Linked DNA regions of Homo sapiens: regions 1 and 3 are each linked to region 2. Evidence: read pairs that join two places in POLR2A ChIA-PET (ENCODE). Cell type or tissue: OCI-LY7. All regions are shown on one strand. Links, peaks and the distances in the headings refer to the core of each region. The heading gives the core; the rest is flanking DNA.

What was found. Peaks named below come from ENCODE experiments on the same cell type or tissue, not always from the same donor. Only the 100,000 strongest peaks of a DNase experiment are listed, where the experiment ranks them.
Region 1: POLR2A ChIA-PET joins it to region 2 with 5 read pairs; 7 of 35 experiments call an interaction of 5 or more read pairs at or near these places.
Region 3: POLR2A ChIA-PET joins it to region 2 with 5 read pairs; 2 of 35 experiments call an interaction of 5 or more read pairs at or near these places.

What each region holds. Positions count from the first base shown.
Region 1 is chr12:98,468,019-98,472,965 of GRCh38, forward strand. No RefSeq gene overlaps it. Among named protein-coding and RNA genes, the nearest start is that of TRD-GTC1-1, 33 kb to the right of the region's middle. RefSeq lists an enhancer at 1,085-1,454. In OCI-LY7, for the core only: no CTCF peak of the experiment used is centred there; no DNase peak of the experiment used is centred there.
Region 2 is chr12:98,518,926-98,523,923 of GRCh38, forward strand. The region is part of intron 1 of TMPO (thymopoietin); the gene reads left to right. Among named protein-coding and RNA genes, the nearest start is that of TMPO-AS1, 5.2 kb to the left of the region's middle. In OCI-LY7, for the core only: no CTCF peak of the experiment used is centred there; a DNase peak (open chromatin) is centred at 1,776; H3K4me3 peaks cover 2,500 bases; H3K27ac peaks cover 2,500 bases.
Region 3 is chr12:98,313,556-98,318,502 of GRCh38, forward strand. It overlaps the pseudogene LOC100131529. Among named protein-coding and RNA genes, the nearest start is that of TRD-GTC1-1, 190 kb to the right of the region's middle. In OCI-LY7, for the core only: no CTCF peak of the experiment used is centred there; no DNase peak of the experiment used is centred there.

The DNA.
Region 1 (4,947 bases), core at 1-2,500, 52 kb before region 2:
AAGCTTATATTTTTAACAGGAGACAGACAGCAGTCTGATATGCTTGTAGAGGGAAGGAAAGAGAGATGGTGGAGCGGAGAAAGGCCCACTGGGGGAAAAGCTGGAGAATGAGAAAGAAGCTGTGCTGGCTGGGCGCAGTGGCTCACACCTGTAATCTCAGCACTTTGGGAGGCCGAGGCAGGTGGATTGCTTAAGGCCAGGAGTTTAAGACCAACCTGGCCAAAATGGTGAAACCCCCGTCTCTACTAAAAATACAAAAATCAGCAAGACGTAGTGGTGCACACCTGTAGTCCCAGCTACTTGGGAGGCTGAGGCATGAGAGTTATTTGAACCTGGGAGGCAGAGGTTGCAGTGAGCCAAGATCATGCCACTGCACTCCAGCTGGACTCCAGCTCTAAAAAGAAAAAAGAAAAAAGAAAAAAAGAAGGAAGCTGTGCTACGGTTATTTATTCTGTCCCTCTTTCAGAAATTCAAAGTGAGGCCGGGTGCGGTAGCTCACACCTGTCATCCCAGCACTTTGGGAGGCCGAGGCAGGCAGATAGCTTGAGGTCAGGAGTTCGAGACCAGCCTGGCCAACATGGTGAAACCCCATGAAATTCCATCTCTACTAAAAATACAAAAATTAGCCAGGTGTGGCGGCATACACCTGTAATTCCAGCTACTCGGGTGGCTGAGGCAGGAAGTATCCCTTGAACCTGGGAGGAGGAGGTTGCAGTGAGCCGAAATCATGCCACTGCACTCCAGCCTGGGTGACAAAGTGAGACTCTGTCAAAAAAAAAAAGAAAGAAAGAAAGAAAGAAAGAAAGAAAGAGAGAGAGAGAGAGAGAGAGAGAGAAAGAAAGAAAGAAAGAAAGAAAGAAAGAAAGAAAGAAAGAAAAGAAAGAGAAAGAGAGAGAAAGATTCAAAGTGAGAGTCAGAGTACTAAAAACTGTATAGAATGACTGAGAGAAAGAAATCTATTTAACTTGCTTTAACGTATCCTTTCTAATACTGACTGACTGCAAAGCCCTTCTTCATATAAAAACTTTTAACATCCCAATTCTACAGAATGAGTTTTGGGGAATGTGGTAGCCAGCCTCCAAGATGACCCCCAGTGATTCTCACAGCCTAGGATTCATATCCTTGTGTGACCCCTCCCGCATTTAAGAGGGCTGACCTGTGTAATGAAAAGAATATTGCAGAAATGAGACAGTGTGATTTTTAAGGCTAGGCCATTAAAGATGTTGTGGCTTTCACCTTGCACTCTCTTGGCTTGTTCACCCTGAGAGAAGGCAGCCACCGTGTCATGAGGACACTCAAGCTGCCTGTGGAAAGACCCACATAGGGAGGAACTGAGTGAGCTCACTCTTGTGTGCCATCTTAGAACTGCATCCACCAGCCCTGGTCAAGCCTTCAGATGACTGCAGACCCAGTCAACACCTTGACTGCAATCTCATGAAAGACCCTGAGACAGACCCACCCAGCTAAGTCAGTCCTAAATTTCAAACCACAGAGACTATGTGAAATCACAAATATTTATTGTTGTTTTAAGCCACTAAGTTTGGAGGTAATTAATTATGCAGCAACAGATAACTAGTACAGGACTATTAACCTAAAGTACTTGATGTCAATCATTTTGGTTTGTCATTAAATCATCATACAGCTTTAGTATGGCATATGGTTTTACACTATTCTACTTCTCTAGGTACACTTCATTGATGTAGGGATGGACTCATATATTTTATTTTTTTTTATTTTTTTTTTGAGACGAAGTCTTGCTCTTGTCCCCTAGGCTGGAGTGCAATGGCATGATTTCGGCTCACTGCAACCTCTGCCTCCTGGGTTCAAGCAATTCTCCTGCCTCAGCACCCTGAGTAGCTGGGATTACAGGCGCCTGCCACCATGCTCAGTTAATTTTTGTATTTTTAGTAGAGACAGGGTTTTACCATGTTGGCCAGGCTGGTCTAGAACTCTTGACCTCAGGTGATCCACACACCTCGGCCTCCCAAAGTGCTGGGATTACAGGCATGAGCCACCGCGCCCGGCTGGATGGACTCCTATCTAAAGCCAATCAATCTTTGTCATTCCCTAGGATTTTTGTAACTGAAGCTGAACAAAGATTTATTTATTCTCTGTTGGTGAGGCCAGGAGATGGTGAGACTCAGGAACTGCTAGTGGCCACATTTCTTGCTATGTAAAGAAAGCTTTTCTAAGAGAAAGAAGTTAACAACACAGAGAGAGAAACAGAATTGAGAGACTGAGAAAAGAAGACCTAGCAGCACTCAAATCACCTGTTCCAATGACCTTGATACCACCTGCCACTCATCCTTCTCAGTGTGAGCCTTCCAGTAAGTCCCCTTCTTTTTGCCTAAGTTGGTTTAAGTTGGGGTTCTAGAGGGTGGGGGTGGGAGGAGGGAGAGCATCAGGAAGAATAGCTAATGGATGCTGGGGCTTAATACCTAGGTGATGTGCTGATCTGTGCAGCAAACTACCGTGGCAGACATTTACCTATGTAACAAGCGTGCACATCCTGCACATGTACCCCTGAACTTAAAAGTTGGAAGAAAAACAAAACTTGCAACAACCCCTAAAAAATAATAAGCTGGGTTTCTAAACCTTTCCTCCAAATGGGTCTTGACTGATGTATTCTCACACAACTCTATGCTTCCCCTAGCACAGCACTGATGACTGAGCTGTAATTGCTGGGTGCTTGTCTACCTGTCTACCTCTCTGTCCAGAAGACAGTGGCTTTCAGGTTCATGCATTCTGCCCATCGCTGGGGCACTCAACTGAGAGGGAAGGAAGTGGGGATGCACTCAATACACACAGGTAGGATTGCGACAACCATGTGTGTACTTCATAACCCTGAGCCCTGAACCACAGATGATTTACTCGAGCTGGGCCACAGTCTCCCTGTAGCAATTTGGGACTGAGTCATACAAAGATTGGACACTGAAACTCCTTCACACAAATAATAGCACTCTTCAGAGGATGTTATTAGCCTCTGGCTAGTAAGGGGCCCCAAGCTGTCTTCTGCGAATTCTCTAAGAACCTCTAATATTCCTCCAACAAGCTTGCAAGGTCATTTCTGCTTCCTAAAGCCAAAAGAAACTGAACTAATACACACCCCAAAATATTGTAGTTTCTGTGTGAGCAGGAACAACGTGTTCCTCATTATAGCTCCAAGGCCAGCACGGTCCCTAATCAGAACTCACTGAACACCTGATGAATGCCTGCAGCTCACTGCACTGAGTGGGAGATGCTCCTCCCACTTAGATAGGGATTTTTTTTTTTTTTAACTCTCTTGCCTTCAAGGTCCTGCGCACATCTGCCCTGGCCTTGGTCTCCCTGTGTTGTCAGCTACAGTGGCCAGTGTGTCCTCTGTAGGGTACATCACATCCCTGCTCAAGAATGCATGTTAGAGACTAGAAGTACCAGGCCTCTCATCACCTAAGAAACTTTACCCTTGACTACCTGCCCAGGGTCATCAGGCCTATCATACTGGTTTCCCTATACATCTTGTGTGTGCTGAACTAGGGCCGTAATGATAAGTCCATTTCCATTTCCAGTGTTGGGTTTTTTGTTTGTTTGTTTTTTGTTTTTGAGACAGTCTCGCTCTGTTGCCCAGGCTGGAGTGCAGTGGCATGATCTCGGCTCACTGCAACCTCCACCTCCCAGGTTCTAGCGATTCTCCTGCTTCAGCCTCCTGAGTAGCTGGAACTACAGGCACACACCACCACGCCCAGCTAATTTTTGTAGTTTTAGTAGAGACGGGGTTTCACCATGTTGGCCAGGATGGTCTCTATCTCTTGACCTTGTGATCCTCCCACCTCGGCCTCCCAAAGTGCTGGGATTACAGGCGTGAGCCACACGCCCGGCCAAGTGTTGGTTTTAAACTGGCCATGTTTCTGGGATTTTCCGACTGGCAGAGGCCACTACCTACTACTGAACTATATAGAACTTAGGAGTTTCTTGGGTTTTTCCAGTTTATAAGATGCAGGCAAAACTTGAAGGGAGGCAGGGGTTGCGGAGGGGAAGATGACCAACATCACAGGAAACATAAAAACATCATTATGATCATTATGTTTTCCTGAAACCCCAGAGAGGAGGTGAAGGGTAGGATGCAAGCATCCTTCCAGTCAGCTCTCTCCCAGAGCCCTGCATTTGATCCCATTTGGGGCATGTTCCTCTTCCCTCCCATCACAGCCTTTGCTAAGGCTGACCCGTGAAAGGCTGTACCTAGGCAGGGTGCTCTTGAGGAGAGTAATTCCGCATCAGGCTGGGAGTCAGTGACCAGGCAAGGCTGTGTGACCCAGGCAGGCCCCAGGCCCATCCCCTTCCCCAGTGCTCTCCAACCCACCTCTCCATTCTCTGCTGAGACTCTGACCTACCAAGTATCTAAGATTTATCTCCAACCTCTTCTTTTCTCCTAACTCTTTCATTTAATCTATAAACACACTCATGCTTCCCCTCATCCTTTGAGAGACAGAGAGGGAGAGAGAGAGAAAGAGAGGAGGGGAGAGGGGAAAAGAATATACTAGCCAGGCGCAGTGGCTTACGCCTATAATCCCAGCACTTTAGGAGGCCAAGGTGGGCAGATTGCTTAAGCCCATGAGTTCAAGACCAGCCTGGGCAACACGACAAAGCCCTGTCTCTACCAAAAATGTAAAAAAAAAATGAGCCTGGCATGGTGGTACGCACTAGTGGTCCCAGCTACTCAGGAGACTGAAGTGAGAGGATAGCTTGAGCCTCAAAGGTGAGATTATGGTGAGCCAAGATGGCACCACTGCATTCCTCAGCCTGGGTGACAGAGCGAGACCTGTGTCAAAAAAAAAAAAGAAAGCAAAAAGAAATGCTAGGTCAAATAGTGTTCCCCAATAATTCATGTCTACCTGGAACCTCAGAATGTGACCACATTTGGAAAGAGGGTCTTTGCTGATATAATTAAATTAAGATGAGGTCTTGGTG
Region 2 (4,998 bases), core at 754-3,253:
GTCTGGGGTGCGGTGGCGCGATCTTGGCTCACTGCAAGCTCTGCCTCGTGGGTTCATGCCATTTTCCTGCCTCCGCCTCCCGAGTAGCTGGGACTACAGGCGCCCGCCACCACCCCCCAGCTAATTTTTTGTATTTTTAGTAGAGATGGGGTTTCACCGTGTTAGCCAGGATGGCCTCGATCTCCTGACCTCGTGATCCTCCCGTCTCGGCTTCTCAAAGTGCTGGGATTACAGGCGTGAGCCACCGCGCCCAGCCAAAATGAAGTAATTTTTGTTGTTGTTATTTTGTTTTGTTTGTTTTGTTCTGAGACGGAGTCTCCATTGCCCAGGTTGGAGTGCAATGGCCCGATTTCATCTCTGCCTCCTGGGTTCAAATGATTCTCCTGCCTCGACCTCCCGAGTAGCTGGGATTACAGGCGTATACTACTATACCCGGCTAATTTTTGTATTTTTAGTAGAGAAGGGGTTTCGCCATGTTGGCCAGGCTGGTCTGGAACACCTGACCTCAGGTGATCTGTCCCCCTGGGCTTTCCAAAGTGCTGGGAATGCAAGGATGAGCGACGGCACCCAGCCCAGAAGTCATGTTTTTTAGAGTACCTAGTAGGTCTATTGGCATGGTAATTAAGCTCTTTACGTTTCATTTAATTATTTCATCCATATAAAGAAAACTTACTTCATAATTACAGGTTTAAATGTCTTCTACCTGGAGTATTTAAAACTCAAGAGGTGTTTACCCTTGACTGAGCTTAATAGCCATGCCAACAACTTGAAGAAAAATATTGGTAGTCAGCGTCATTTTCTGTTTTAAAGTACGTTAAGTACAAGTGAGTTATAATTAGGAGTCTGTTCGATGTTTTTATCAGCCATAGGAAAAAATAATTTTAAGTTTACAGGAAAAGAAATTTATAATAATTTATGTGTAAAATTATTCATGTCAATTCCTCTTATATGTACTATATTTTACGTTTTGGTCATTTTTAGCCCCATATAAAAATAATACCAGGTCATATTTCTTTTTTTTTCTTTCTTTCTTTTTTTCTTTTTCTTTTTTTGAGATGGAGTCTTGCTCTGTCACGCAGCCTAGAGTGCAGTGGCGTGATGTCAGCTCACTGCAACCTCTGCCTCCCGGGTTCAAGCGATTCTCCTGCCTCAGCCTCCCAAGTAGCTGGGATTACAGGTGCCCACCACTGCGCCCGGCTAATTTTTGTATTTTTAGTGGAGACGGGGTTTCACCATCTTGGCCAGGCTGGTCTCAAACTCCTGACCTCAGTTGATCCACCCGCCTGAGCCTCCCAAAGTGCTGGGATTACAGGCATGAGCCACCGCGCCCGGCCAACCATATTTTTCCCTTCCTTCCTTCCTTCCTTCCTTCCTTCCTTCCTTCTGTGTGTGTGAGAGATGGAGTCTCACTCTGTCACCCAGGCTGGAGTGCAGTGGCATGATCTCGGCTCACTGCAACCTCTGCCTCCCAAATTCAAGCAATTCTCCTACCTCAGCCTCCTGAGTAGCTGGTATTACTTACAGGCACACACCACTACTCCTGGTTAATTTTTGTATTTTTAGTAGAGACAAGGTTTCACCATGTTGGTCAGGCTGGTCTCGAACTCCTGACCTCGTGATCCACCTGCCTCGGCCTCCCAAAGTGCTGGAATTACAGGAGTGAGCCACCTCACCCGGCCAATACCAGGTCTTATTTCTTTTTTCCTTTTTTTTTTTGAAACGGAGTCTCAGTCTGTCATCCCAGCTGGAGTGCAGTGGTGCAATCTCGGCTCCCTGCAAGCTCTGCCTAGCTGAGACTACAGGTGCCCGCCACCACGCCTGGCTAATTTTATGTATTTTTAGTAAAGACTGTTAGCCAGGATGGTCTCTATCTCCTGATCTGGTGATCTGCCCGCCTCGGCCTCCCAGAGTTCTGGAATTACAGGCATGAGCCACCGCTCCCGGCCTCCAGGTCATATTTCTTAAAGAATATTTATAATCTTCTGCATAATGGAGTGGTAAAAAGGAATAAAAGAATATTTATTTATATTATAGGAGAAAGCCAAATTATGTTTGAGAGTTGCAGATAAGGGAGATTTTTAACATTTTAAGACAAATCAAGCATTAATGTGGATTTGGCCAAGATTAACTATTTGCATGCATATACCTTCTATTTAATCATGGGTTTATGAGGAATTTTTTTTTTTTTTTTTTTTTTTTTGAGACGGAGTGTCGCTCTGTCACCCAGGCTGGACTGCAGTGGCGTGATCTCCACTCACTGCAAGCTCTGCCTCCTGGGTTCACGCCATTCTCCTGCCTCAGCCTCCCGATTAGCTGGGGCTACGTGGTGGCACCTGCCACCACCCCCGGCTAATTTTTTTGTATTTTTAGTAGAGACGGAGTTTCACTGTGTTAGCCAGGATGGTCTGGATCTCCTGATCTTCTGATCCTCCCGCCTCAGCCTCCCAGAGTGCTGGGATTACAGACGTGAGCCACCGTGCCCAGCCTATGGGGAACATTTTTAATTAAATAAGAAATTGTTTCATTTCAGCTTCTACCATAGTCTCTTGGATTCACTTGGTATAATGTGACAAAACTTTGCATGTTAAAAGTTTTGTTTTTATTTTGTTTTCTTATTTCTAAGCTTTTTATTTTATGTATCTTGCTACCAATATTTTTAGGTGTTGAAACTACCTAGATTGTGGACACAAAAATAAACATTTACAGAGTTGGCAGTCTGCCTTTTTGTTTTAAGAGGCAGAGCCTGAAGGTGTAGCTATTTGGATCTAGTGGAGCATAATATTCTTGAATGATCTGTTCTGGTGAATTATGAGTGTGTGTTTGAGAAGGAGTCTTGCGCTGTCATCCAGGCTGGAGTGCAGTGGCGCGATCTCGGCTCACTGCAACCTCCACCTCCCGGGTTCAAGTGATTCTCCTGCCTCAGCCTCCTGAGGAGCTGGGATTACAAGCGTGCACCACCATGCCCAGCTAATTTTTTTATTTTTAGTAGAGACAGTTTCACCATGTTGGTCAGGCCGGTCTCAAACTCCTTCCTGACTTTGTGATCTGCCCCCCTTAGCCTCCTAAAGTACTGGGATTACAGGCGTGAGCCACCACGCCTGTCTGTGTGTTTGTTTGTTTTTTTAAGAGATAGGGTCTCGCTCTGTCCCTCAGACTGTAGTGCAGTGGTATGATCATAGCTCACTGCAGCCTCAAACTCCTGGGCTCAAGCCTCTGGAATAGCTGGGACTACAGGTGTGTGCCACCATGCCTAGCTGATTTTTAAAATTTTTATAGAGATAGTCTCACTATGTTGACCAGGCTGGTCTTGAATTCCTGGCCTCAAGGGATCCTCCTGCTTAGGCCTCCCAAAGCGTTGGGATTGTAGGTGTGAGCTGCTGCTCCTGGCCAAATTATGAATTCTCAATAGGAAATATTTGAAGACCTGGAAAAGAACATAAAAGCATGCTACCAATAGGAAATGTTAATTAAATCACAAATTTACCACCACTGTATAATAAGGTGTTAAGTTTACAGACTTGTGAATAATAGAGTTATAGATTCAAATTCCAGGTCTGCCACTTATTCATATGACACTGAACAGTGTCTTAATCTAAGATCCTCTATTTTCACCTGAAATAGAGGAATAACCTAATAGCTACTTAATCAGATTGAGGAGTACATGCCATTGCATATGTGAAGTGTCTAGTGCTTAGTAATTAATAGCCATTAAATGATTTCTGAATTTTTGTCTTTAATGTCAGGGCAATATAGTGCAATGTTACTAAAATATAATTTTGGGAAACGAATAAGGTAGATAAGTGAAAGTGACATGTATATCATAGCATGCAGATTTCCTGAGTTAGTGAAGAGCATGCTTGAACCTCAGTTTTCTGAGTTGTCAGATGGGGATATTAGCATTTTATTCCATAGATTTTTAGGACTCTGTAAGTTAATGCAAAGACACTTGGAACACAACTCAGTACGTAATACATAATAAGTGCCCACTAGAATATATTGTTATGGTTCAACATCTTTATACTAGAGGTAGAGATTAAAGGAATTAGAGAAGCTCATCGGTGATATCATAGAGCTGTTGGGTTTTGAAGTTGAAAAATACGTTAGAGATCATCGGGTAGCATAGTAGGTACTATTTTTGAGTGAAACTCTTAAGTGATCTACTTAAAGGAACAAAGCTTTCTGGAGGCAGAATTTAATGCAACTGATGCTTCCTTTTTCCTGACTGAAACTGCTAATCATGTACAGCACACTGTCTCCTAATTTTTTATCCTTATTAAATCTGAGATTTATAAAATGACATCACTTTTCTGGAACTTTTTTCCTGACAGATTAAAAACCACATGTTTGACTGTGTGCAGTGGCTCACACCTGTAATCCCAGCACTTTGGGAGGCCGAGGCAGGTGGATCACCTGAGGTCAGGAATTCGAGACCAGCCTGGCCAACATGGTGAAATCCTGTCTCTTCTAAAAATACAAAAATTAGTTAGTCGGGTATGGTGTTGCGCGCTTGTAATTTCAGCTGCTTGGGAGGCTGAGGCAGGAGAATCTCTTGAACCTGGGAGATGGAGGGCATGCCACTGCACTCTAGCCTGGGCAACAGAGTGAGACTCCATCTCAAAAAAAAAAAAATCACGTTTTTGGTTTTAATTTATCTGACTTACCTTATGTAGATTTGTTGGTCACTTATTTAAGATATCTTTGTTCAGCTGATGTTTTTCATTATGTTTGAAGGAAATATAATTGATTTTCTTTCTTTCTTTTTTTTCTTTAGGCGAAGTCTGGCCTTATCACCCAGGCTGGAGTGCAGTGGCGCAATCTTGGCTCGCTGCAATCTCCGCCTCCCCAATTCAAGTGATTCTCCAGCCTCAGCCTGCCGAGTAGCTAGGACTATAGGCGTGTGCCATCACACCTGGCTAATTTTTGTATTTTTAGTAGAGATGGGGTTTCACCGTGTTGGCCAGGCTGGTCTCAAACTCCTGACCTCAACGGGAGATCCTC
Region 3 (4,947 bases), core at 1-2,500, 210 kb before region 2:
GACCACAGCGCAATCAAATTGGAACTCAGGATTAAGAAACTCACTCAAAACCGCTCAACTACATGGAAACTGAACAACTTGCTCCTGAATGACTACTGGGTAAATAACGAAATGCAGGCAGACACAAAGATGTTCTTTGAAACCAATGAGAACAAAGGCACAACGTACCAGAATCTCTGGGACACATTTAAAGCCATGTGTAGAGGGAAATTTATAGCACTAAATGCCCACAAGAGAAAGCAGGAAAGATCTAAAACTGACACCCTAACATCACAATTAAAAGAACTAGAGAAGCAAGAGCAAACAAATTAAAAAGCTAACAGAAGGCAACAAATAATTAAGATCAGAGCAGAACTGAAAGCGATAGAGACACAAAAAACCCTTCAAAAATCAATGAATCTAGGAGCTGGTGTTTTGAAAAGATCAACAAAATTGACAGATCGCTAGCAAGACTAATAAAGAAGAAAAGAGAGAAGAATCAAATAGATGCAATAAAAAATGATAAAGGGGATATCACCACTGATCCCACAGAAATGCAAAATACCATCAGAGAATACTATAAATACCTCTATGCAAATAAACTAGAAAATCTAGAAGAAATGGATAAATTCCTGGACACATACACCCTCACAAGACTAAACCAGAAAGAAGTTGAATTTCAGAATAGACCAATAACAGTCTCTGAAATTGAGGCAATAATTAATAGCCTGCCAACCAAAAAAAGTCCAGGACCAGATGGATCCACAGCTGCATTCTACCAGAGGTACAAAGAGGAGCTGGTACCATCCCTTCTGAAACTATTCCAATCAATAGAAAAAAGGGAAATCCTCCCTAACTCATTTTATGAGGCGAAAATCATCCTGATACCAAAACCTGGCAGAGACACAACAAAAAAAGAGAATTTTAGACCAATATCCCTGATGAACATCGATGCAAAAATCCTCAATAAAATATTGGCAAACAGAATCCAGCAGCACATCAAAAAGCTTATCCACCACGATCAAGTTGGCTTCAACCCTGGGATGCAAGGCTGGTTCAACATATGCAAATCAATAAACGTAATCCATCACCTAAACAGAACCAATGACAAAAATCACATGATTATCTCAACAGATGCAGAAAAGGCCTTTGACAAAATTCAACAGCCCTTCATGCTAAAAATTCTCAATCAACTAGGTATTGATGGAACATATCTCAAAATAATAAGAGCTATCTATGACAAACCCACAGCCAGTATCATACTGAATGGGCAAAAGCTGGAGGCATTCCCTTTGAAAACTAGCACAAAACAAGGATGCCCACTCTCACCACTCCTATTCAACCCTAACCCTAACCCTAACACTCACCACTCCTATTCAACCTAGTGTCGGAAGTTCTGGCCAGGGCAATCAGGCAAGAGAAAGAAATAAAGACTATTCAATTAGGAAATGAGGAAGTCAAACTGTCCCTGTTTGCAGATGACACGGTTGTATATTTAGAAAACCCCATCGTCTCAGCCCAAAATCTATTTAAGCTGATAAGCAACTTCAGCAAAGTCTCAGGATACAAAATCAATGTGCAAAAATCACAAGCATGCCTATACACCATTAACAGACAAACAGCCAAATCATAAGTGAACTCCCATTCTCAGTTGCTACAAAGAGAATAAAATACCTAGCAATCCAACTTACAAGGGATGTGAAGGACCTCTTCAAGGAGAAATACAAACCACTGCTCAAGGAAATAAAAGAGGATGCAAATAAATGGAAGAATATTCCATGCTCATGGATAGGAGGAATCAATATCATGAAAAGGGCCATACTGCCCAAAGTAATTTATAGATTCAATTCCATCCCATCAAGCTACCAATGACTTTCTTCACAGAATTGGAAAAAAACGACTTTAAAGTTCGTATGGAACCAAAAAAGAGCCCGCATTGCCAAGACAATCCTAAGCAAAAAGAACAAACCTGGAGGCATCACACTACCTGACTTCAAACTATGCTACAACGCTACTGGTACCAAAACAGAGATATAGACCAATGGAACAGAAGAGAGGCCTCAGAAATAACACCACACATCTACAACCATCTGGTCTTTGACAAACCTCACAAAAACAAGAAATAGAGAAAGGATTCCCTATTTAATAAATGGTGCTGGGAAAACTCGATAGCCATATGTAGAAAACTGAAACTGGACCCCTTCCTTACACCTTATACAAAAATTAATTCAAGATGGATTAAAGACTTAAATATTAGATCTAAAACCATAAAAACCCTAGAAGAAAACCTAGGCAATACCATAGGTTTGGGCAAGGACTTCATGTCTAAAACACCAAAAGCAGTAGCAACAAAAGCCAAAATAGACAAATGAGATCTAATTAAACTAAAGAGCTTTTGCACAGCAAAAGAAACTACCATCAGAGTGAACAGGAAACCTACAGAATGGGAGAAAATTTTTGCAATCTACCCATCTAACAAAGGGCTAATATCCAGAATCTACAAAGAACTCAAACAAATTTACAAGAAAAAACAAACAACCCCATCAAAAAGCAGGCAAAGGATATGAACAGACACTTCTCAAAAGAAGACATCTATGCAGCCAACAGACAAATGAAAAAATGCTCATCATCACTGGTCATCAGAGAAATGCAAATCAAAACCACAATGAGATACCATCTCATGCCAGTTAGAATGGCAATCATTAAAAAGTCAGGAAACAGCAGGTGCTGGAGAAGATATGGAGAAATAGGAATGCTTTTACACTGTTGGTGTGAGTGTAAATTAGTTCAACCATTGTGGAAGACAGTGTGGTGATTCCTCAAGGATCTAGAACCTGAATTACCATTTGACCCAGCCATCCCATTACTGGGTATATACCCAAAGGATTATTAATCATGCTACTATAAAGACACATGCACACATATGTTTATTGTGGCACTATTCACAATAGCAAAGACTTGGAACCAACCCAAATGTCCATCAATGATAGGTTGGATTAAGAATATGTGGCACATATACACCATGGAATACTATGCAGCCGTAAAAAATGATGAGTTCATGTCCTTTGCAGAGACATGGATGAAGCTGGAAACCATCATTCTCAGCAAACTATCACAAGGACAGAAAACCAAACACTGCATGTTCTCACTCAAAGGTGGGAATTGAACAATGAGATCACTTGGACACAGGACGAGGAACATCACACACTGGGGCCTGTCAGGGGGTGGGGAGCTGGGGGAGGGATAGCATTAGGAGAAATACCTAATGTAAATCATGAGTTAATGGATGCAGCAAACCAACATGGCAAATGTATACCTATGTATCAAACCTGCACGTTGTGCACATGTACCCTAGAACTTAAAGTATAATAAAATAAACTAAATAAATAAATAGTCATATTAAATCAGACAAAAATAAATTTCAGGGAGAAAACATGATGTAATGATTAAATGAATAATTTTTTTAAAAAGATATAATAGTCTTATAATAGTCTATAATAACATGGCCTTAAAATATATAAAGCAAAACCAAAGACTCACAAGGAGAAATGAACATATCCATAATCATGGAAGGAAGATTTTAACATCTTACAATACTGAATAAAAATCAAAAAGAAAATAGACACTTAAGTAGTACAATTAATAAACTTTATCAAACAGATTGCAACTTATATTCTACACCAAAAATTAAAGAATGCATTTTATTTTCAAGGACACATGAATAACTTACCAAAAATTTACTAGAGACTTCCTCACAAAGCAAGATTCAACAAATTCAAAACATTGTGCAGCAGACCACATTTTGTGATCAAAGTACTGTAAAATTAGAAACCAATAGTTGAGAAATAGACTCCAAAACCATATATGTTAGAGAAATATTTAAGGTCATGTAAATAATTTATAGGTCCACAAATAAATCATAAAGAAAATTATGAATATTCAGACCTGAATAACAATTAAGAATATTGCATATCGAAATTGATGGATGCAACTCAATCAGTACTTAAGGGCAATTTAGCCTGAAATGCATTTATTAGATAAGAAGAAAGGTCAAAAGGTAATGGGCCAATTTTTCTAGACAAGGCAGTTGAAGAGGGAGGGCTTACAGAGGGACTGGCCTGGCGTGCACTCTGCATCTCCAGGATGTTGTTTCTTATGGAATGGATGCTTTTGGAAGACTATTGCCCAGAAAAAAGATGTTTAGTTTTTCCCAAGCCAAAGATGTACCGAAGTATAGAGGGCTGTTGTGTTTGCAGAGCTAAGTCCTCCAGTTCTTGATTCACTGACAGTAAACGCTATGAAAAGGACTTCCAGAGCTCTTTGGGGCTGCATGAGACATCTGCGATGCCTGTGTTCTGCTTGTGAAAAGATGGAAGACGTTGCCAGCAGGATCAAAAAACCCTGGATTCATGTGGCAGATGCAGGGCTGGACCCAGTCTAAATACTACACTGAAACCAAAGAGAGTGAAAACTGTATCTGGGAACAGGATAAAAAGCAACCAGACCAATAAACTGCAGAAGAAAGGTAAAGATTGCAATGATGATGCTCACAGTACCACCTCAAGTGCCTCCTTGTTACAGCAACTAGTCAGACGATGGCTCAGTTATGGAGATGGCTTCTGGTTCTACCAGAACACCAGGTGTTTTCCTTTTTAGATCTCACAGACTGAAAAAGAAGATACATAGTGGGATTATTTATAAAGGCCATTTTGGGAAAGTCCTCATCAACTCACATCTGTTCAAGCCTTGCCACAGGAATACAAAAGCAACTACTGAGAAATGTAGGGGCAGGGGCCAGAGCCTCTGCCCACATCACTCAGGAGTAGAAACGGGGAACAAAAAACAATTTAAACTTTGAAAAGACCACAAAGCAACTAACTGTCCCACCTATTTTTAACTTGGATACCTGCTACTCTGCCAAAAAACAACTTCTAGAATAGTTTTGAATGGGTTATTTTCCCCCTAGTC